2 separate regions of the Mus musculus genome follow, and region 2 is linked to region 1. The links are chromatin loops, found by intact Hi-C in ENCODE. Cell type or tissue: left cerebral cortex. All regions are shown on one strand. Links, peaks and the distances in the headings refer to the core of each region. The heading gives the core; the rest is flanking DNA.

Region 1 (11,820 bases), core at 2,579-10,578:
GGGAAATGGCGTGGTGCATGTTCCCATGGAATTGGAGGATTTAGTCCTCGAAAGCGTGGCTCTGCATTTCAACAAGAAAACAAAAAACAAACACATTTTAAAATAGTAATTCAAATATTACTTTATAGTAGAGATATACTAAGTAACTGTGCATTATGCTAAATCCAGATACCAAATTTCTCTTAAAGAATCAAGCATTTATTTACTCAAAGTATTTATATATATGTTATATACAATGATATATCTGCTATACCAAAGATGGCTAATCTAGAATTCGGAGGTAAGAGGTTTCCTTACAGTGGCTAGCCAGATCATAAAGGACAGACAGAAGTGATGAGATGAGCATTTTAGAGAAGGATGAGAGTGATTGTGTCAAAAGTCTTGACAACAAGAAAGCACTCAAAGTCTGGGACCACAAAAGAATCAGCTTCATAGAAAAAGACCACAAAGATGAAATGTCAAAGCTGAGCATTGTAGCAAACACACTTAATTCCAGCACTTGAACCAGAGGCAGGTGGATTAAGGCCATCCTGGACTACACAATGAATCCAGGACAGTCAGGGCTACACAGAGACTCTGACTCAAAAAACAAAAACACACCAACAGGCACAAACAATGACCCAATCAGCAGGATGAAGAAATGGTCAGGTAGGTGATGATAAACATTTCAGAGAATTTTAATATATCATCCTATAAAACTTCAGATTTTTACCCTTATGTTAATATCAACTAAGCCAGAATCCTATTACAAAAGAAGCTTGTACAAAAAAAGGTTGAGGTACTATGGTGGAAAACTTGGGATTTGTAACCAAACATACATAGCTTCAAATCTGTTCTGAAAATTACTATAATCTCTTTTTGGAACCTCAGCTGTAAATGATTTAAAAAGTTTAGTGGCTTCCATGCATATATGTGCTTTCCGTTGTTTTTGTTGGTATTTAAGACAAGCCTTAGTCAATGATAACTTGGTCAAAGAAGAAATAAAGAAATTAAAGGCTTTTTAGAATTTAATGAAAATGAGGACAAATCATACCAAAACTTTTGGGACACAATGAAATCAGTGGTAAGAGGGAAACTCATAGCTCTAAGGGCCTTCAAAAAGAAACTGAAGAGAGCTTAACACTAGCAGCTTGACAGCACACCTGAAAGCTCTAGAACAAAAAGAAGCAAAAACACCCAGGAGGAGTAGATGGCAGGAAATAATCAAACTCAGGGCTGAAATCAACCAAATAGAAACAAAAAGAACTATACAAAGAATCAACAGAACCAAATAAAAAAAATAAATTAAAAAAAAAAAAAAAGGAATCAACAAAACCAGGAGCTGGTTCTTTGAGAAAATCAACATAGTACCCAAATTAATATCAGAAATGAAAAGGGAGACATAATCTTAAACAAAATATATCTTAAATGATTATTGTTTGTTGAATATTATATTCTATTTTCATAAATACAGATTATCTTCCTTTTTTCTCATTGTTACTCCATGATCAACAAATAATACTGACCACCCAACCTTTCCACAACCAAATATAAAAGAAAAAAAGAGAAATTACCCGAATTACCCACTGCACCATTGTTCACCAGGGAATTGGGAGCCACGGTCCGAGGCCAGTGTCCATCGTGAGAAGGGCTGGGAATTGCCATGGGCCTGGCAGCAGGCTGTGCAAAGATGATGCTGGGATCATTCAAGCCAATGTTGCTGGGGGTGCTGCCAGGTGCAGAGTGCAGCATCGGGCCGTGGATGGGCCACGATGGGGCAGGGATCTGCAGGGGGTGCATTGGCAGTAACCCCATACTGTGCATGGGTGAATAATGAGCTGGAGGTGACTGAGGAAAGTTATACAAGGGCATCTGAACCTGATGAGGGGGCTGCCCTCCCTGCTGGGGTGGGCCAAGCTTAGGCTGGGATCCTGGCTGGGATGGAGGTGGGGGAAGAGCAGATGGTTGGGGAGAATTCTGTGGAAAAGGCTGAGGCTGAGGAGAATAAGATGGTGAATCAGACTGCAGGAAAAAAAAAGATAATTTTAAAAATTAAGATTTTAAAAATATAATAGTTATTTCATTAGAGCATCAGAAACAGAACTACATTCTGTATATAACAACAAATAATAAAATCTACTTTTACATGAAGGTAAAATTTTCCCCAATGTGCTTAAATTCTCTTATATGAGTAATGATTCATAAGCCTTTTTGTTGTTGTTCAAGAAAAAAAGAGAGCCCAGCATCATAAACAACACATATCTCCTTTGTAAACTAGAAACTAACACATGCATCACTCACAGCCACTTCCATTCAGCCCCTCAGCAGCTGTGTATAGTTATAGTATAGTGTATAGTATACTGTATAGTATAGTATAGTGTATAGTATACTGTATAGTATAGTGTATAGTATAGTGTATAGTATACTGTATAGTATAGTGTATAGTATACTGTATAGTATAGTGTATAGTATAGTGTATAGTATACTGTATAGTATACTGTATAGTATAGTGTATGTATAGTACACTGTATAGTATAGTGTATAGTATACTGTATAGTATAGTGTATAGTATAGTGTATAGTATAGTGTATAGTATACTGTATAGTATAGTGTATAGTATACTGTATAGTATACTGTATAGTATACTGTATAGTATAGTGTATAGTATAGTGTATGTATAGTATACTGTATAGTATAGTGTATAGTATAGTGTATAGTATAGTGTATAGTATACTGTATAGTATACTGTATAGTATAGTGTATGTATAGTATAGTGTATAGTATACTGTATAGTATAGTGTATAGTGTATAGTATAGTGTATAGTATACTGTATAGTATAGTGTATAGTATAGTGTATAGTATACTGTATAGTATAGTGTATAGTATAGTGTATAGTATAGTGTATACTAGGCATTATTACTAGGTACTGAAAATGCATCTATGCCTTCATGAAGTTTAAAAGTTTACTGCACACAGAAATCAGGGAGCAGAAAAAAATTACACAAGTAATTATAAATAAGTATAACAATTCTTACTATGATAAAGACTGTATAATTAGACAGGCACGCACAGTAGTGTATTATGTCTGTTGTCTGAGCAGGCAGGAAGATAAAAGCTGTACAACTGGGCTACTTATTGAGACTAATCCTCTCTACACAAAAAGTGGCATTTATAGTATACAATGATAAACAGAAACACCTAACTTCAACTTTTGAAGAAATGTAGAGATCAAGGATTAAATAACTTTTAAACTGAGATTAAAAAGCAAACAGAAGCAAATCTGGTAAAAATAAGAAGATATAGAAAAGGAAAGAATATTTAACAGCAGAAATATCATGCCTGAAGATTTATGAGTGTGGTTTTGAAGAGGTTTGGTCCCATAGATTCATTTGTTTTGATGCCTGCCCAAAGAGAGTGGCACTATTAGGTGCAACCTTATTGGCATACATGGGGCCTTTTCAGAGAAAGTTTATCACTGTGTAGATAGGCTTTGAGGGTTTCTATGCTTGTGCTCTGCAGACTATGTCTGCCTGTCTGGATGCTGCCATGCTTCCTGCCAGGCTGATAATGAACTGACCCTGTGAAAATATAAGCCAGTTCTAATTAAATGTTTCCTTTGTAAGAGTGGCCGTAGTCAAAGTGTCTCTTCACAGCTGTAAAACCCTAACTAAGAAAATGGGCATGGAAACACTTAACTGTTTAAGGTAACTGAAATCTAAGAGAAGTTAAATAGTGACTACACAGCTAAGGGAATAACCTACCTGAAGCTTAAAAAACTAAACAGAAATAATGCCAGGAGGCAGGCAGGTGGATCTTGGTGAGTTGGATGCCAATCTGATCTACAGATCAGGGCTACCCAGAGAAACTCTGTCTCAAATAAGAAACAAAGAGCTGGAGAGATGGCACGGCTGCTTAGGAGCACTGGCTGCTCTTCCAGAGGATCAATTCCCAGCAACCACATGACAGCTCACAATTGTCAGTAACTCTAGTTCCAAGGATTCTGATATCCTTACACAGATATACATGCAGGCAAAACACCAATACACATAAAATAGAAAGTAAGTCATGAAAACAAATTATACAATGATCAGTAGGTATGCCTGCCAGCTTCAGGATTCAAGGCCACCCAGTTCTTCTCTCCATTATAAAAAAAAGCTAACAAAAACAGAAACAAGGAAATGAGAGCTCCTGTGTTTTATATATCATATCATTTATGCAACCTACACAAAAGCAGTACAAAACCACTGAAAATTTAAACCATACCAGAAATATAATCAACTTGCAATTTATAATTTTTCTGATTAGTAATAATGAAAAACTTTTTAAAGAAAACATTGATGGAACTAATGAAAAGGGTGTGATAGAGTCTGATTTCTCATTTAGTATTCTGCTCTTTTGCAAGTTTTATTCTCATTCAATAGATATCCACATGTGAGGGGAATAAGAATGTACACAAAGCTGGGCAAGGTGGCACGCACCTTTAATCCCAGCACTTGGAAGGCAGAGGCAGGTGGATTTCTGAGTTCAAGGCCATCCTGGTCTACAAAGTGAGTTCCAGGACAGCCAGGGCTACAGAGAAACCCTGTCTCGAAAAACCAAAAAGAAAGAAAAAAAAGAATATACACAAAAGTTATTTGCTAATCTGGGCATGGTGGCATACATTTTCAATCTCAGCACTGAGGAGGAAGAGGTGGAGCTCTAGGCCAACCCAGTCTACACTGTAAGCTCTAGGACAGCCAGGGCATGAGATTGGAGGGAGAAAGAAAAAGAGAGAGAAAGGGAGAAAGAAGTTAAGCTACAGGCAAGTAAAGGACTATGAAGCTACTACCCTAAAGGCCATGGCTTCACAACATTATTACAAACAACAACAATAGCTATGTTATAGCTAACTTAACTTTGGTTGTCAACTTGACTACATTAGAAAGTAACTAAAACCCAAGCAGATAGGTACACATGCGAGGGATTTTTTTTTTTTTTTTTTTTTTGCTTGCCCTCAATCTAACTATCTATACTGGACCATTTCTTTTATGGTGCTAGCTGGAATCTACATCTTTGAAATTCCAACATGAATTGAAAACTGGCTGCTCTATAGGACCTTCTTGGAGCTCTAACACCAGAGTGAGGCTGCTGAGACATCTAGTCCCAAGCACTCAACAACTACCAGATCCTTGGCCTTTCTGTCAGGAGAAAGCCATTACTGGATTAAGCAGACCACAGGCTGTAAGCCACTCTTAACACACACACACACATACACACAAACTCATATTCATTCTATCAATTCTGTTCCAAAGACAATCTTGAATAACACCCTATACGTACAAAGAAATCTGAAAACAGTAGAAAAATTCAAATTCAAAGAAATGTTCTGAAAAAATAATGCTACTAACTAAAGCGCATACACTGAGTATTGCAATAAATGAATAGTCTTACACTTTAGTAGATATATTAATCCCCCTTTCTGAGACAGGGTCTTGGTACCTGGATCAGGTTGGCTTATAACTCAAGATGTTGATCTTCCAGGCATCTCTATCACTATCCCCAGTTCCCAACCCCTCTTTTAGTAAAACTCAACAAAACATATCACAGTGGTGTAATTTTACCTTTTTAAACACTATACATAAAAAACTAGTTTCCTTTCCTACATTTAGTCATTAGTAGTCTCTAAAAGAGGAAAATAAAACTGAATTTATCCTAGCAAACTAGGTTCAGCAACAAATGAAGAATATGAAATGTGAAAAAGAACATTTCAACATTATTTTAATAACAGTGATACTTTACTACTATGCAAAGTTAATACCTAATCCTATATATTAGTTATTATAAAAAATGAGAAAGCAGGCCCATGTAAATTAAGCAGCTATAACATGAATATTAATAGGAACACAAATGTTATTTTATGGGCGTAGCAAGGACAACTCTGCAAATTTTCATGTGATCTTCAATATTACACATCAGGTGTGATGGTTGGTGTTAACTGTTGTGGTAGGCTAAATAGGAATCCCCCATAAACTCATGTGTGTGAATGCTTGGCCCATAGGGAGTGGCATTATTAGGAGAAAGGCCTTGTTGGAGAAAGAATGTCTCTGTGGAGTGGTCTCTGTGGGATGGTCTCTGAGGTCTCATATGTTCAAGCTAAGCCTAACATGGCAGTTTCCTTCTGCTGCCTGCAGATCAAGATGTAGAACTCTCAATACCTTCTCCAGCACAATGTCTGCCCACATGCCATGATCATGGTGTCTTTTGACAGCAATAAAACCCTAAGACAACTGTCATCTTGGCAGAGTCTAAGACTCTGGGGGAGACGGGTCTCTTTCTCGGCAAGCCTACTGAATTGGTATCCTTTTCTTGGCCAGGACTCTAGACTGTATAAAATGTGAGGAGGATGGTGAGTGTGCATTCATCCCTTTCTAGTTCCTTTCTTTGGATGTGATGTGACAGCTGCTTCAAGCTCCTGCTGCCTTGACAAACAGGGAACTAATATAAATTCTTTCTCCCTTAAGTTGATTTTGATGGCATATTTTATTATAGCAAGAGGAAAAGACAATTGTGTTCTCTTCCTGTCAAACTCATTCATAGGCAGAGTACTTACACATTCTGAAGACTGTCTGGTCCTTATGGACTGGTCACTCTGTTGCTGCGCTGAACCAGCCACCTGCTGAGCATTTACAAGGTTACGGACCAGCTGGGCTGCTGAGAAAAGACATCACAGAAAAAGAAAAAATCAAGATACAGAAAAAGCAGGCAGGCACATTGTTTTACATCTACTATCTCAATGTGTGAAGCACTAAGGCAAAGATTTCTGTGAATTCAAGCCCTGGCCTGCCCTGCCCTGCCCAATGAGCTCCATGCCAGCACTGGGTAGAGTATGAGACTATATCAAGCAAACAAACAAACAAACTGCGCAGGAAAGTAACAGCAATAAATAAACAGAAATCAAAATTAGAGAATATTGATTTTAATGGCATTAATTTTTGTGGTACTATGGGTTGAACACAGGATTTCCTATGTAAGGCAAGTCCTCTACACTGAGCTACAAAGCCTAAATTCCAGTGTCTTAGCAATTAATTGTCTATAAATTTTATCCAGCTATACTTTTTTAAATAAGGCTGGCATTGATTACAGAAAGTACAGTAGTACACACATAAGCAATAGATATAGATTTCTCAGAAGAGCAGACTGAAGCAAACTTTTGCACGATGATTATTTTAGAGAAAGATATGTACCACTGCTCCCTAGCCCAGCCACATGCTGAGATCAAAGCCAGGCATTGCATATGGACTCTACCATTGACCTGTATCCTTTTCCCCTTGGTTTTTGTTTTTAAATTTTTATTATAATCTATTTCATGTGTATTAATGTTTTGCCCACATGTATGCTTATGCACCAAATGCATGAAGGCAAGAGGCAACACTAGATCTCCTGCAGCTCAAGTTGTAGGCAGCTGTCCATTCCCTATCTAAGATGATGGAACTGATCAGGTGCCCTCGCAGAGTAGCAATGAACAGCTGAGCCATCTCTCCAGGCTCTGAACCACCTGGACACACAGTTTTGTTATATGTCCTATGCCAGCTGCGTATTTCTCTCTCAGGGATAGTGGGCTTAAAAGATACTGTCCAATTTCTCATGTAAATTGTTTTTTTCTTTTTTCTGAAATTTTTTTAAATTTGAAACTGTAGAGCATCATTGGAGAGCCTTGTACATGGAAGATTTGTACTCTTATTGAACTAAATCCCTAGCCCAGATCACTTTAAAATTAATACCTAAAGCCAGATATTATATATCTGTAATTCCAGGGAAGCTAATGCAGGAAGACCACAAATTTGAGGTCAGCCTGCATTATATAGCAAAAGTGTCCCCAAAATGAAGTATACTAGTAGTGGGGCTGTAGCTCAGTAGTAAACCATGTGTTTAGTGTGTACAACGGCCTTGGTTTGATCCCTAACAACAAGGAAATTAACATTTGCAACTATTGTTTTTATCTTTTCTTACCTGCCACACTACTATTCCTCTGGCGGGCCATCTTGACCTCTGGGCATTCGCGGCGAACATGTCCAGCATCTCCACATATGAAACACCTAAGGTCTCGGGAGTCAAGAAGGTCACGGGAGTCTTTTTCTTCTTCGTTCCCTTCCTTCTCTTCTTCACTGTCTTTCTTCTTTAGTCTAAACAGTAAACTGCTGATACCAATAATGTGGAGCCAGGAACTTACAAATTGATGATTCACAAAAACTAAACCATATATAATGAAAAACGGACTAACATACACAACTCTATGCTGTTATTTTTTAAAGAAAGCTACTTCTACTTATAGCATACCTAAATCATATAACAAAAATTAAGTATCATAGTCGTTTTATGACATTATTTGTTTGTTTATTTATTTAATTTTTGAGAAACGCTCTCACTATACAGCTTGCTATGTAGAATCCACCAGCCTCCAAGTCAAAGATCTTCCTGCCTCCACCTTTCAAGTACTGGGATTAAAGGGGTTTCCACAGTCCTCAGCCACTTGAAAAAAGTTTAATCTCCAGTTTTAAACTTCTAAGATCCTTAGAGATTGCTACTTATTGCTACTGTAAAGACAGTGGTTTAGAGAAAATAAGCACCTTGCCTAAGACAGAAGACAGGGCTTTTCTGTTTAATAACTTCCAAATGCATGAGTCACATACATATCTTCTCTTCTGTTATTATTGGTTTTTTTTTGTTCTAGATTTGTTGTTGCTGCTGCTGTTCTGAGACAGGATCTTTCTATTACATAGGTCTGTAATTCACAGATTTCCCTGCCTCTGCCTCCCAAGTGCTGGGATTAAAGGTGTGTGCCACCATGTCCAGACCAGCAGATATATCTTGAGGTGGTATAAAGGACATGTGTTTCTCAATTCAAATCATATACAGATACAGCCCAACATGTAGCTCTAGGATTCAGTTTACTGTATGAACTTGCATTAACTAGGAAGTCCTTTTCTTCTTGCTCATAGCAGTTCCAAACACATAGCATGTTTCAATAAACATTTCTATTTAAAAAAAACTGAGTGAATAAGCAAATGATATAAGAGTACCATTAACAAAAATTCCTCTCAGATGAACATTTATTTACTTAAAAGCCAATTAAAAACCTTGAACTTAAAAAAATTAAACTTTCGTACTTAAGACACTTCTGAATAAAATTATAAATACAAGTTAGTCTCACATATACTTTCCCTATAATGTTAATAGAAAATGATTTACCAACCTTTTCCTTTTGGGACAGTCTTTCATGTAGTGACCTATTTTTCCACACACACGGCAACAACGATCATTAGGAGCCAACTCTCCATCTGTTAGTACTCTTGAATCAAAGAAGTACTCCTATAGAAATAATACAATTTTATTATTAAAAAAATGTAAAATGTCCAAAATACAAAGATCGATATGAAAAAAAGTCCCAACATTAGCAAATATTTCACTGTAATTGAAATTTTGGACAAAATAAATAAAATTTAGAATTATGCCAGGTGGTGGTGGTGGCACACATCTTTACCTATTACTTGGAAGACAGAGGCAGGTAGATCTCTTAAGTTTGAGGCCAGCCTGGTCAACAGAGCAAGTTCTAGGAAAGCCAGACATACAAAGAGAAACCTTGGCTTAAAACAAAAATAATTAATTGATTTAAAAAATTAGAATTATTATAAAGTCATAGGTGGTAACAGAACTAATACTTTGTATCCACCACATTATAGAGTACAATGCAAAGAGGCTACAGAGAAGTGGAACCTCAATAAATTAAATGTTATTTTCAACTACAATTTATGAAAAAAGAAACTGCACCTCAGAGATTTAAATCATTTGCACATGGTAATGAAATTGGCTAGGTTTCATATGAAATATTTAAAGTTTTCTCTTTAATGATTACAAAGCTCATGCTTTCTGTTAAACAATGCTACTCCTACAAAGAATTTCTAGTCCAGCCGATTCAGAGCTCTGTTACACAGAAAAACCCTGGTTCAAAAACAAAAACAAAAATCCCCGGCCACCACCCCAACCCATAAAAACCAAAGGAATTGTTCTCCTTTCCAAATGACTTTATATAAAGAAATCATCTTGCTTAATTAGATTTGCAATTAAAAAAATAAAAAAACATGTGTATGGGTATCTGTCCATGAGGTTACATGGACCATGTACATGCAGGAGCCCAGGAGGCAAGAGGGGGGCATCAAGTCTGCTGAAGCTGGAATAACAAGTGGTTGTAAGCTGTCCATGTGGGTGCTAGGAACTGAATTATGAAGTGCTCTTAATGACAGGGCCATCTCTTTACCTCTGCAAATAGCCTTTAAAGAATATGTAATACTTACCATATGTGTGTGTGTGTGTGTGTGTGTGTGTGTGTGTGTGTGTGTGTGTACATAGATATATATATATACATATGTGTGTGTGTATATATATATGTATATTGTGGAATGTACCTGAGAAGTCTAGAAAACATTTTTCAAGTCTCCATACTAAGTTGATTTCTCTTTTTTCCTAGCCCTTGCTGAACCTTGTCAATGCTCGGTTTTTCAGGAACACTAGTCTATCCTAAGAATAGCTATACTCCTGGAAGCCAGGAAAGCAAATTTGTTGCTGATAAAACATTGGGAAACATAGAATAAAAGTAAGAGATACCAAAATAAGTTGGTAATAAAAATAATTGAATATAAAACAATGGTCAGTGTAGAAAAACTGAAAACCATATATATTTCTGGTTATGACTGTAAAATAGCAAAGCTAAGTTAAACACACAAGCATATGAATAATCAATGAAGCCAGGAATTCTACTTCTTGGAGTAGTTTAATGAAAACATAGTCATGAAAAAATTACCCATATATTCATAAAAACACTGCTCATAACAGCTACAGCACAAAAGCAACCCAATTAAACAACTAACAAATGGATGATTAATATAGTATATTTATATAGTGGAACACTATTCAGCCTTAAGAAGAAATAAAGTATTGACACATGCTACTACATGTAGGAAATATAAAATTATGTTTAGTAAAAGAAACCAGGACCAAAAAGATCACATATTGCATGATTCTAACTGAACAAAAAGAATAAACTCTAAAAGAAGACTAATGGATTAAGAATAAGAAAGAGGAACTCTCTTGGAGCCTGTCCTATGATCGGGAGTTCTTTCTTACTTTCCATAATGACCCTCTGCTTCCTCTTCTTAAAGAAGAGGAGGAGGAGGAAGAAGAAGAAGAAAAGAAGGAGGAAGAGGAAGAAGAATGTGTATGTGAATGAGGTAGGGGAGGAACAACTAGAGAGATGACCCTAAATTAAGAGCAATTACGGCTCTTACAGGAGACCAAATTTCAATCTCAAGAACCTACGTGAAGCAGCTCACAGCTGTCTGTATCTCCAGCTACAAGTGGATTAACACTTCTGTATTCCAAGGACAGATACTCAAGTGTACAAACCCAGACAGCAATCAGCATGCAACCAAATAATTCAAGTGCAAAATATATCTTTAAAAAAAAGAACTCAGAAATAAAAGTAATATACATTTTGTTGATATAGTTGCCAAATATTCAGCCTAGTGAAAAGCTCTGAATTATACTTTATCAGAATTACACCTCTTGGGAGCGGGTGGGGGACTTTTGGGATAGCATTGGAAATGTAAATGAAATAAATACCTAATAAAAAAAATTATCAAAAAAAAAAGAATTATACCTCAACAAGAATGTTTAAGCTAGTATAGTAACATGCAAGCAGGCAGCCAAATGGCAGAGAGAGAGTCTAGAAAATGAATAAAGAAGCCCAAGTATTAAAGTATTACAGCAAACATGCTTAGAATGGACACAGAAATAAACTCAGGCAG
Region 2 (11,820 bases), core at 1,874-9,873, 46 kb after region 1:
GACAAACAAGGGCAATATCTAATTTAACTTTTTAACAATGACTCAGATTATGTTGTGCCAGGCATGGTGGCGCACGCCTTTAATCCCAGCACTCGGGAGGCAGAGGCAGGTGGATTTCTGAGTTTGAGGCCAGCCTGGCTACAGAGTGAGTTCCAGGACAGCCAGGGCTACACAGAGAAACCCTGTCTGGAAAAACCAAGGGGGAAAAAAAAAGACAGATTATTATGTTGTTAAATACAGATAAAGGCTGGGAGTACATGCAGAGATTATCTGTTAGAAGGCTATAGTAAAAATCCAGGCCAGAATGAAATTGGCTAGGACCAGGTTAGTTAACTATATGTGGTGAAAAGTGATGGAATTTTGGATATACTTTGAAGTAAAGATAACAAAATTCAAGATTTCTGAATTACTTGATAAAGGGTTTTCATGAAAGACAGGAATAAAGGATACTTCTGAAATTTTAAACTGGATGCTTGAAAGGACAGAATACTATCAACTGATGAAACATGAAAAACTTCAAATTTGACAATAAGACCCAAAGGTGAGTTAAGATACATAAAGATATCTAAGCCAACACTAAATAGGGAGTTATATACAATTACATAGTTCAAAACAGAGTACTTGTCATCCTACAGAAAGCGCTTAACCTATCAAAAGAAAGAAGACAAATCAAAAAAGATCATAAGCCAAGCTTGTAGCACTTCAGCATTAACTGACTGAAGGAAAAGAACAAATCAGCAAAAGAAACTGAGAAAGACTAAGCAGCAACAACTGTGGTGTACTGAAATTATACCAAGGAAATAATCAACTGGAAATGTTACTGCACCAAAAGAGATAGTTTTAAGTACCCATGAAATTTAACAAAATAGAAGCTGATAATGTGTTTTTGGCAAATTGATAATGTATAAGAAAACAGAGAAAAATAAAAAATATGGATACTATAACCAATTCTGTTAGTTTTACTACAAAGGGAAACCAAGCAATAGCTCGGAAAAAGAGCCCCTAACATTTTTCTTTAAAATGGGAGAAAAGGCAAAATGTTTGACTCAATAATAAATGAAAAACTTGGAACTTAGGAAGGAAAGAAAACTGCTAGAGTAATAACTGTCCTGGATTAATTCAGAAGGCAATGGAGAAGATGCCTGTAGATTCCAAACTGGAAGTTCCTTTACAAAAAGAAGTAACAAGGCAGAATGTGAGTATATGACAGCAGATGATGGTGAGTTTACAGCCCTCTGTCGATTGCTTCAGTATTTTCAGTAAACTAAAAATCAAGATCATTAACTGGGATTACTGAAGAAAATCAGGGAAGTACAAGAATTCAGTGTTGAAGAGAGCAATCATTTCAAACACAAGGCATCTATAATCTTAAAACAGTACAGGTTTCTGAGGGGCAATATCCATGTATATTTTCCTACAGTTGTCTAGCACTCAAGAAAATGCTTGGAACACAGCAGGTTATTAATAAGTGTGTGCTGAACTAATTAAATAAGTAAGCCAGCCCCTTATAGAACAAAAGACTTTTATTTCTCCACACAATCTGGCTACAAAAATCCATAATATGCTTAAGCTTTAATGAAAACCTAATTCATAAAGGGAATTTTACAGGTTGAAATGAAAAAGGAAACAGGCCAAGCAGTGGTGGTACACGCCTTTAATCCCAGCACTTAGGAGACAGAGGCAGGTGGATTTCTGAGTTTGAGGCCAGCCCGGTCTACAAAGTGAGTTCCAGGACAGCCAGGGCTACACAGAGAAACCCTGTCTTGAAAAAAATCAAGAAAGAAAGAAAAGAAAGAAAAAAAAAAAAAGGATAGGAAAGGAATGAGGAAACAGAATTAATTGCCTTGACAGGATTCAAACAATACATGAAATAAATGTATTAGATAATCTCAGTACCAAAAACTAAAACAGTTCAACCCCTCACTGTATAGTTGAGGAAATGAGGCCAAGAGCTCAATCTACTGCTATTCAAGAAGTTCACTAAAGGTGTCATAAATTCTACATGTAGAAAAGCCAAAACAAAAAACAAAAACAAAAGCTTACTTTGCCATGTTTTGCCTTCGCAGCATTACTTTGGTTGTCTGTTTCTGTCTTCTTGGTATCATCTTTTGGTTCGTCTGCCTTAGCTTTGTTTTCATCAGCAATTAAGTTTTTCTCAGTTGCACTACTTGAATTATATTCCCACTTCACAAACTTCTCTTCTACTATGCCCTTCAGCTGAAAGTCATCCATTCTTTTCGGGTCAAAGCCTTCAATCTATATAAATGGGCATTCCAAATTAGTAATAAAAAATTATTAAAAAATAAAAGAGAGAGAAAGAGAAAAAATAGAGAAACTAGAATTCCACCTTAAAATGTTTGAGCACAACACTCCATAAGAACTACACACACACACACACACACACACACACACACACACACACACACACTGCAATGCAAACGCATGCTTACCCAACTTCCAAGTAAGCAAGGAAGAAGAGGGGGTTTTCTTTGTTGAAGAAAAAACATCACCATCAAAGCAAAGCAGTAAGAAGGGATTCCACCATCAGTTTGGGAGTCAATATAGCACAGCTGCAAAATAAAATAGAAAAAAGTTCTAGCATTGAGCTTTCTTCACTCATGTGAAACACAGTAGCTCGTTCTTCACTGTTTTTGTTTTGTTTTACAAAAAGTCCAAATAAAAATGAAACCTAAGAAATAATCTGGAATCTTACCATTCAGAATATAATACCCACGTTACTGATTTCCTGAACACATCCCCCATGTTTTGATACAGGATTTTACTGTGTAGTCTAGCCTTGAACTTGCAAGCATCTTGCCACACTTGTCTTACATGCTCAAGTGTTAAAATAAATAGGGTATTGGCCGGGCTCAATTCTTTTTTTTTTTTTTTTTTTTTTTTTTGGATTACATTGATGGATTTTCGTATATTTTTTTTTCCATTTTTTATTAGGTATTTAACTCATTTACATTTCCAATGCTATACCAAAAGTCCCCCATATCCACCCACCCCCACTCCCCTGCCCACCCACTCCCCCTTTTTGGCCCCGGGCTCAATTCTTATCTCTGAGAATATCATATGCCATAAAGAATTGGTTCCTGAAGCTGGCGAGATGGCTCAGTGGTTAAGAACACTGACTACTCTTCCAGAGGTCCTGAGTTCAATTCCCAGCAACCACATGGTGGCTCACAGCCATCTGTAATGGGATCTGAAGCTCTCTTCTGGTGTGTGTGAAGAGAGCAATAGTGTACTCATATACATAAAACAAATAAATCTTTAAAAAATAATAATAATAAAAGAACTGGGGTTCCTATGGACAATTTTTTCAAAACTGTAAGGTTCAGCGTCTGATGACAGAAGTGTCTCCCAGTGAAGAATCTTGTTCAAATTCCCCTCTCCAAATGAGCAGCAACGGCCACTGCCAAATCCCTCCCCAACTACTAAGTCTTTTATTTACGATAATTTTATTTACTATAGAACTATTTTAAATTATTTGTGTGTAAGGAGCCATTTGCTTCCCTTCTGGCATGAGAACATGACTATAGTGTAACAATTAAAAATACAATGTAACCCGGTGTGGGGATATATGTCTTTGATCTCAGCACTGGGGAGGCAGAGACAGGTGGAAAGTTCAAGTTAAAGTAATGGAAGCAGGGTGTGGTGGCACACACGCCTTTAATCCCAGCACTCAAAAGACAGGCAAGAGGATCTCTGTGAATCATAGCACAGCCTGATCTACAGATGAGTTCTGGGGCAGCCAGAGCTATACAGAGAAACCCTGTCTTAAAAGGCAAAATAAACAAGGAGAAGGAAGATGGAGAGAGAGAGAAAGAGAGAGAGAGAGAGAGAGAGAGGGAGGGAGGGAGGGAGGGAGGGAGGGAGGGAAGGAAGGAAGGAAGGAAGGAAGGAAGGAAGGAAGGAAGGAAGGAAGGAAGGAAGGAAGGATGGATGGATTAACTCTTTAAAGGGAGATTAACAGCACTTGTCCTTGTAGAGGACCTCAATTCAATTCCCAGCACCCACATAGCAGCTCACAATTGTCTGTAACTCCAGTACCGGAGGCTCCAACACCCTCTTCTCACCTCCTCCTCCCCAGGTCCCAGACACCCAACACATACATTTGAGAAAAGCACCTGTACACATAAAATAAATAAATTTGAAAGAGCAATGAACATAAATTAAGTGGAAAATTCAAAAAATAAACAATTTGCAAGTCTAATTGCATGGCACTGTCATAAATGTTCTATTTTATTATTCTCTTACTTATAAATTAAACTTAACCACAAATGTGAATAATGAAAAAAATAAGTATTATAATGGTTTAGTGCTTATCTATAGTTCCAAACATCAACTTGAAGGACGGATAAAGGAACTTATTACATGCATATGAAACCTTATTTTAATGTCTTTGGTGAAATCAGTCACACAATTTTCCATGTGGGGCAGACAACTACTTTCTTCTACACATTATAAATTATATGTCAAAACAAGAAAAAGCTTGACTAATTTTCTTCTGTTCCACTTACCTTAGCCCAATAGCGAAAAGCTAGCACTAAGGGAGTGAAGACGGGTTCCACTTTGCCAAGAGCAGCAAGTAAGTCAGTTGTGAGACACGCCATATCATTTCCTGCACTTACTCTACACAGTAAAGCACTGTGAATGAGAAACAATTCATTGTATTAACGCCTTTAAAAGAAGAATGCTTCAAAATCCCAGACGCTACTCTTTTCCATCATGATATTTTAATAACTGAAACAGTTACTACAGGGACTGGAAAAGTGGCTTAGTAGTTAAGATCCTATACTACTCTTGTAGAAGACACTAGTTTCATTCTTAGCACTCACAACAGATATACATATAGATAAAAAAAATAATTGTTTTAAGTCATAGTAAACCATTTCTTCTATTTATTTCTTGTGTATGATCACATGTGTACCATGAAGTGCATGTGGAAAGCAGAGGAACTCGTGCAAGCTGGGTCCCACAGATCAGGCTCAGATGGTCAGGTATGGGGACTAGTGACTTTATCCATGGAGCCACCTTATCAGCCTACACTTGGGATATATAGATATATATGTAGATAGATATAGATAGATAGAGAGATATATAGATTTAAAAATACAATTTTAGCTCAAGAGAAAATTACAAACCTGAGCCACCATTAACACTAGCATACTTCTCTCTTAAATCATTCTCTTTTGCTTTGTCCATGATTAAAAAAATAAAACAAATTTACTAGCTATACTTCTCAACTTTAATTTCATATTCAAGCTTTCATAATGTTGTTGGTGCTTTCAATTTAAAGATTAGAATTTACTTATTAATCCATGACTCATGCTTTTGTAGAAAACAGGAGCTCCCTTAAGAATGAGAGGAATATAGTAGAGAATATCTAGAAGAGGGAAAGGGAAAAGAAAGAAAGAAAGAAAGAAAGAAAGAAAGAAAGAAAGAAAGAGAGAGAGAGAGAGAGAGAGAGAGAGAGAGAGAGAGAAGGAAGGAAGGAGAGAGAGAGAGAGAGAGAGAAAAAAAAGGAGAGGAGAGAGGAGAAAGGAGAGAGGAGAGAGAAGGGAGAGAGGAGAGAGGAGAGAGGAGAGAGGAAAGAGGAGAGAGGAGAGAGAAGAGAAGAGAATAATGAATCTAAAGCTGCATGTACCATACAGGCAGTTTAATACAATGTTAAAAACAAAAAATCACTGTTTTCTGTTTTACTATGACCTACCAGAAGTCAAATGCCTATTTTCCAGTATTGAATTTGCCTTAAAGGATATAAATTTGTACAAATCCTTACCCCTCCCAGTCTCAATTTTCTAATTTAGAAAATAAGGAAGTTAGGTTGAAAAGATGGGTTAGCCAGCTTGAAGACTTCAGTCCCATCCCTTACAACCCAACCCATCCTGGAGCCCATGAAAAGCTTTGAAGGAGAACACTAAGACTGTAAAGTTGTCTTCTGACCTTCACACATGTGTCAGGGAAAGCAATGTTCACACATACACATTCAATCTACTTAAACTAGATCACCATAAAACCTTCTGACTTTAAATAAGAAAATATGTTAGACTACAAGAAAAACAACTGAATAAATCAACAGAAAAACATCTATTTTTGTACTTTTCCCCCATGTTGACCTCAAGTAAAATTCAGCATCCTACTTGATTTTTTTAAGACAAGGCCTCACTATTTAGTCTTGCCTGGTCTGGGACTCACCATGTACACAAGCCTGGCCTCAAAATGATAGAGATCTGGGGCCTCTGCCTCTCCAGTACGGTGTATAAAACCATGCACCACCAGAACTGGCTAATTTTCCTTTTTCAAAGGTACTTTTACCCTCTCAGGCCTAGAGAGAGACATCTGACTAGAAAGACAATGAGTCATGGCAATTAAACAAAAACTACATTGTAAAAAAAAAAACACTATTTTGGGTGTGTGCACGCGCGCACATGCATGCACGTCCTTAGTGGATGTCAGAAGGCAACTTTTAGTCTCTCTTTTTACTGTGGATGTATGTCTCAGGATAAGCTCAGTTTTTCAAGCTTAGCAGTAGGTGCTCTTACCCACTAAGCCATCTCACTAGCCCCTCGATTATAATAGGCAGTAAAACCTTATCAAGAGTGGCTATTTCTTAATTTACGTTTATATGTCCAGAGCAATATAATAATTACACAAAAGTAATTGCTCTTAGCACTGTTGGGTGAGTAAATGAATTTAGACAAATAAAGAAAAAAAAAGTTTTACCTAAAGTGTTTTATTTTTAATTCTCTGCTAGCTCAATTTCTTAATCACACGCATTTGACGTGCTTTAATAGATGACAGCTAGTATAGTCAAATAAGCCTAGTAAGAAACCTAAGGCACACAATTTCTTCTCTTGAAGTTGTTTGCCACAAATCTGATTCTTTGTATGTTTTTTTTCTTTTGGGGGGGAGGGAACCCTGTGTAAATACCATGTAAGTGTTTATGATTAATGGCTTATATGGAATCCAAGGAATAGAACTCAATTTGTCAGATTTATGTGGCAAATGAGCCATCTTGCTGACCCTGGGGTGAGTGTGCATATGCATGTGAATATGTTCTTGCAAGTGTATGTACATGTTTATGTATATATTCACAAACATGGACAGATACAGTCACACATGTGTATAATAAGCAGAGGTACATAAATTGTGGGTATCTCTGACTACTGTTCTTTATGTTCCTATTTGAAACAGGGTCTCTCACTAAACCTGAAGCTCAACATTTTAGATAAGCTGGCTGCCCAGCATGTCCCTAGAAACTTCCTGTTTTTTCCAGGAAGATGACCCAGCTTGTTATCTAGGTGCTGGGGATCCAAACTCAAGTCCTCAGGTCTCGTGTTTGTGCAGCAAGCCCTTTACCCACTGAGCCATCTCCTGAGCCATACAGGCTTTTGTTAGTTTTTATAAATACCTTATTTTCTTCATTACCAACCTTTTCCGATCTTTGCACACCACAACAGGAACTTTAGCATGAAAATCAGATTCCACATCTATATATAATGCTAATAAAAGGGGGTGAAAGTAAGTTAATGTCAATATTTCTAGTAAAGAGTAAGTAATAATTTCATTCTAAAATTCACTCTCATTACTTCTGTGAAATAATTCACTCTTCTCATTACGAAAATGAACCCAAAAGAATCTCTTACCTCTCCTGGAGTCATTTGTTATATGCCACAAGCCACAACAGTATCAAATACTGTCTGAAAAATCATAAGCACCATAAGACCTCTAAAATGTGAATATTTCCAAGTAGATATGGAAATGTCACTCACGAATATACAACAAAGAGGGCATATCACTTACTTTTGAGGGCTACAGCCATAGAAGTATGTTTTGCTTTCAAGTATAGCTCTTGACCCCACCTAATTAATATTTTCAAAATCTGCCTAATAGAAGCTCCTAAGGAGACACTAACATGGGAAGAGCATATGTCTGCAGTGAAATGTACCACCAAAGTAGACTTCATGTCATAAATCCCTACTTCGGGGCCTGGGGATAGCCCAGCAGGAAAGGTTCAATCCCCAGCATGCATGTGTTGGAAGGAGAAAACAAGCATGAACAGGTATATAAAATAAATTAAACTTTAAAATTAAATATAAATATCTACTTTATGTAAAAACAGATGGATTGACATTTCATTTGGAAAAAAACTCAAAGAAAAATCTCAGTAGTACCTGATGGAATGATTTATGATTAAAAATATGTACTAGAAACCCGTTATGTCAGAAATATCTTTATACACAGTGACTATGGCAGAAAAACACAAAAAATTTTATGAGAGGTTTGAAACACAAAATATGAAAAATCTTTTAGATAGCAGGTTTATATTAAATAGAACATACTTTAAAATGCTTTTAAACCTACATATAACTTAGGATGATCTCTGATGTGAAAGAGATGAATGTTTTAAAGTTATAATAGGCTGAACACTTCTCTATAATTCTCAAGAAGCAAAAACCATTATGTTTAACTCATATTTATAATATGCTTTTAAGTTTTTGTGTATTTAAAACAAGTATGTTATTTCTTATATAAATTAATTTCCTAACCCAATGGTAACAAGCTCATAAATGGGCTAATAAGATGACTCAGCAGATAAAGGTCCATGTCTCCAAGCCTGACAACCTGAGTTTGATTCCAGGGACCCAGAAGGTATAAAAGAACAACTATCATGCATATACCACACCACCACCACCATCACCATGACACACACACACACACACACACACACACACACACACACACAAACAAACCTAAGTAATTAAAAAAAAAAAAAAAAAAAAAGGAGAAGGATGAGCCAACTAATTTACTAGGGTGTAATATATAAACTGGGGTGTGTTTTGAAATACTATACTCTTTTATTTTTATTTTGCTTGAAAGTATTTTACCTATGTAAATATCTTTTTTTCTTGTAAAAAGCATTCCAGACAAGTAATATATGAAAAAGTACTAGGCATGATTCAGTTGATACAACACAATGATTAATTTAGGCTACTATCATTGTTTCCAGTAGAAAGAAAATGGCCAGGCATGATGGGAGAACACTTTTAATCCCAGCACCCAGCACTCAGGAGGTAGAGGCATGTGGATCTATGTCACTTTTAAGCCAGCCTGGACTACATAGGGAGTTCCAGGACAGCCAGGACTATGTAGAAATCCTGTCTCAAATAAACAAACAACAACAAACAAATGAACAAACAAGAAAAGTTGAAATAAAGCATGTACACACATCTTTATTCTGCATCTCCCTCTAATTTTCTTCATCAGTGACTTTTCAATAACATGAAACAGGCCTATTTGTCTTCACTTACACATGAAATGCCCGTAACATAGTAGTTCCCCCTTTTACCTAAGGAGATTCTTTCTACACTTGATCTTAGTCAAAAGGCCAAGAAGCGATGAGGAGATACTTTCTAAAATGCCAGTAAATATCTACAATCCAAGGTAATATCAAACCCTGTAAATGCTAGCCTTTTCTTAATTATGCATGCATATGATAAATTTTAATATGTAAATTAGGCACTGTAAAGGATTACCAGGAGTAACCAAATAGAACAGAACAGTTACAACATAGAACAATTACATACATGAATGTGGACGCTTTTCTGTGCATGATATTGCAGAGTATCTAATAAGCTGGTAACTAGACAGCTACAAAAAGACTAGTGGGTGGAGCTAATAAGAATAGAATGCAATTTAAAAATGAGAAAGGTCTGGAGAGATAGTTGAGTGGTTTAGAGAACTTGTTCTTAATAAGGACCAGGGTTTAGTTCACAATACCCACATGAAAGCTCACATCCATCCATAATTCTAGTTCTTCAGGATTGGACACCCTCTTCTGACCTCTGCAGGCACACACACAGGATAAACACTCATACACATAAAATTAACAAAAAATTACTTGTTATTAAAATGTTCCACTTAATTTTCAGATGGTGGTTAGATACAGGTTACCACAGACAGCAAAACTGAGAAAGTAACTGTAGGGCTGGTGAGATGGCTCAGTGGGTAAGAGCACCTGACTGCTCTTCCGAAGGTCCAGAGTTCAAATCCCAGCAACCACATGGTGGCTCACAACCACCCATAATGAGATCTGATGCCCTCTTCTGGGATGTCTGAAGACAGCTACAGTGTACTTACATATAATTAATAAATAAATAAAGTAAACAAACAAACAAATCTTTAAAATAAAAAGAAAGTGACTGTAGCTCACTGACAGAACACATGCCTAGTGCAAGGCCCTGGGTTCCATCCTGTGGTGATCTGAATATGCTTGGCCCAGGGAGTGGCATCATTAGGAGGTGTGGCCTTGTTAGAATAAATATGAAAGTATGTCACTGTGGGTATGGGTTTTGAGCTCTCATCCTAACTACCTAGAAGCCTTCAGATAAAGAGTAGAACTCTCAGCTCTTCCTGCTCCATGCCTACCTGGATGCTGACATGCTCCTGCCTTGATGATAAAGGACTGAATCTCTGAACCTGTAAGCCAGCCCCAATTAAATATTGTCCTTTATAAGATTTGCCTTGGCCATGGTATCTGCTCACAGCAGTAAAACACTAAGACACATCCCTAGCATTGAAATAAATATATAAATAAGTAAATCCTACTTTTAAAGAGTATTAAGGGCTGGCAAGATGGCTCAATGGTTAAGAGCACCAAATGCTCTTCCGAAGGTCCAGTGTTCAAATCCCAGCAACCACATGGTGGCTCACAACCATCCATAACAAAATCTGATACCCTCTTCTGGAGTGTCTGAAGACAGCCACAGTGTACTTACATATAATAAATAAATAAATCTTTAAAAAAAAATTGTTTAAAAAAAAGAATATTAAAAGCTACTTATAAACTAGATGAAGCACTTAACATTTTTTAAATTGTCAACTTTGATACAGTTTATCTAACTTAGCCAACATGTAAATTATATTACCAGGTATCCTACTAAATGAATATACAAATATATGTATTCTTATGCATGGTAGCAATTTTAACTTTGCTATTTGTAAACGACACAGTGCATATGGTTTTAAAAAAATAGATTTTTATAAAAGAAGAAAAACAAGGAACTTACCACTTTTTTTCAGAATTCCAAGCACTTGTATCAGAAGATCTGGATGATTCATCTAAAAAGTTTCATTAAAACGGGCAAGCAGAAGGACAGTGAGAATTCAATTTGATTAAAAAGTAACATTAAAAACTCATGCTCTGGGTTTGAAAATATTACCATCAAAATAATATTTTTACCTTTATATCAACAAATCTTATTTAGAAAAGTAGAATACAACAAATGCAGAACTATTATTCAAGGGAAAATAGACAAATTTGCTAAAAGACTAGAAATTTAAATGCCAAGTTTTCATTCAAATCAAACATCTTTGAATACAAAGTATTTAAAAAGGAAAACTTTAAGCATCGTTCTGACTAGTTTTATGCCAACTTGGCATAAGCTCAACACACTTGGGAGGAGGAAACCTTAATTAAGAAAATGAGCACTAGACAGGCCTGTAGGCATGCCTGAAGGAATTTTTCTCCCTTGATTAATGTGGGAGGGTCCAGCTTACTACTGCAGGGTGGTGCCACCACTGGGCTGTGGTCCTTGGTGCTATAAGGCAGCAGATCAAGTAAGCCATGAGATATAAGCTATTAAGCAGTATCCCTCTATGGCCTCTGTTTCAGTTCCTGTCTGCCTTGAGTTCCTACACTAATTTCCCTGGAGAATGGACTACAAACTATTAAATGAAATAAATACTTCCCTCCCCAAGTTGCTTTGGTCATGATGTTTTATCACAGAAACAGAACCCTAAAACAAACAT

The links. A loop is a pair of places that touch in the nucleus more often than their neighbours do. Peaks named below come from ENCODE experiments on the same cell type or tissue, not always from the same donor. Only the 100,000 strongest peaks of a DNase experiment are listed, where the experiment ranks them.
Region 2: it touches region 1 in a loop (2.2-fold over the local background); 8 of 42 quality-filtered maps call a loop at or near these places.

Annotation. Positions count from the first base shown.
Region 1 is chr4:108,545,563-108,557,382 of GRCm38, reverse strand. Tut4 (terminal uridylyl transferase 4) reads right to left here. Exons shown (of 31, transcript NM_175472.4): 26 at 9,213-9,328; 27 at 7,970-8,142; 28 at 6,570-6,670; 29 at 1,554-2,001; 30 at 1-61. Among named protein-coding and RNA genes, the nearest start is that of Gm22345, 14 kb to the right of the region's middle. In left cerebral cortex, for the core only: no CTCF peak of the experiment used is centred there; a DNase peak (open chromatin) is centred at 6,288.
Region 2 is chr4:108,498,657-108,510,476 of GRCm38, reverse strand. Tut4 (terminal uridylyl transferase 4) reads right to left here. Exons shown (of 31, transcript NM_175472.4): 8 at 11,079-11,130; 9 at 7,442-7,511; 10 at 4,527-4,653; 11 at 2,451-2,570; 12 at 2,044-2,256. Among named protein-coding and RNA genes, the nearest start is that of Gm23138, 6.5 kb to the right of the region's middle. In left cerebral cortex, for the core only: no CTCF peak of the experiment used is centred there; no DNase peak of the experiment used is centred there.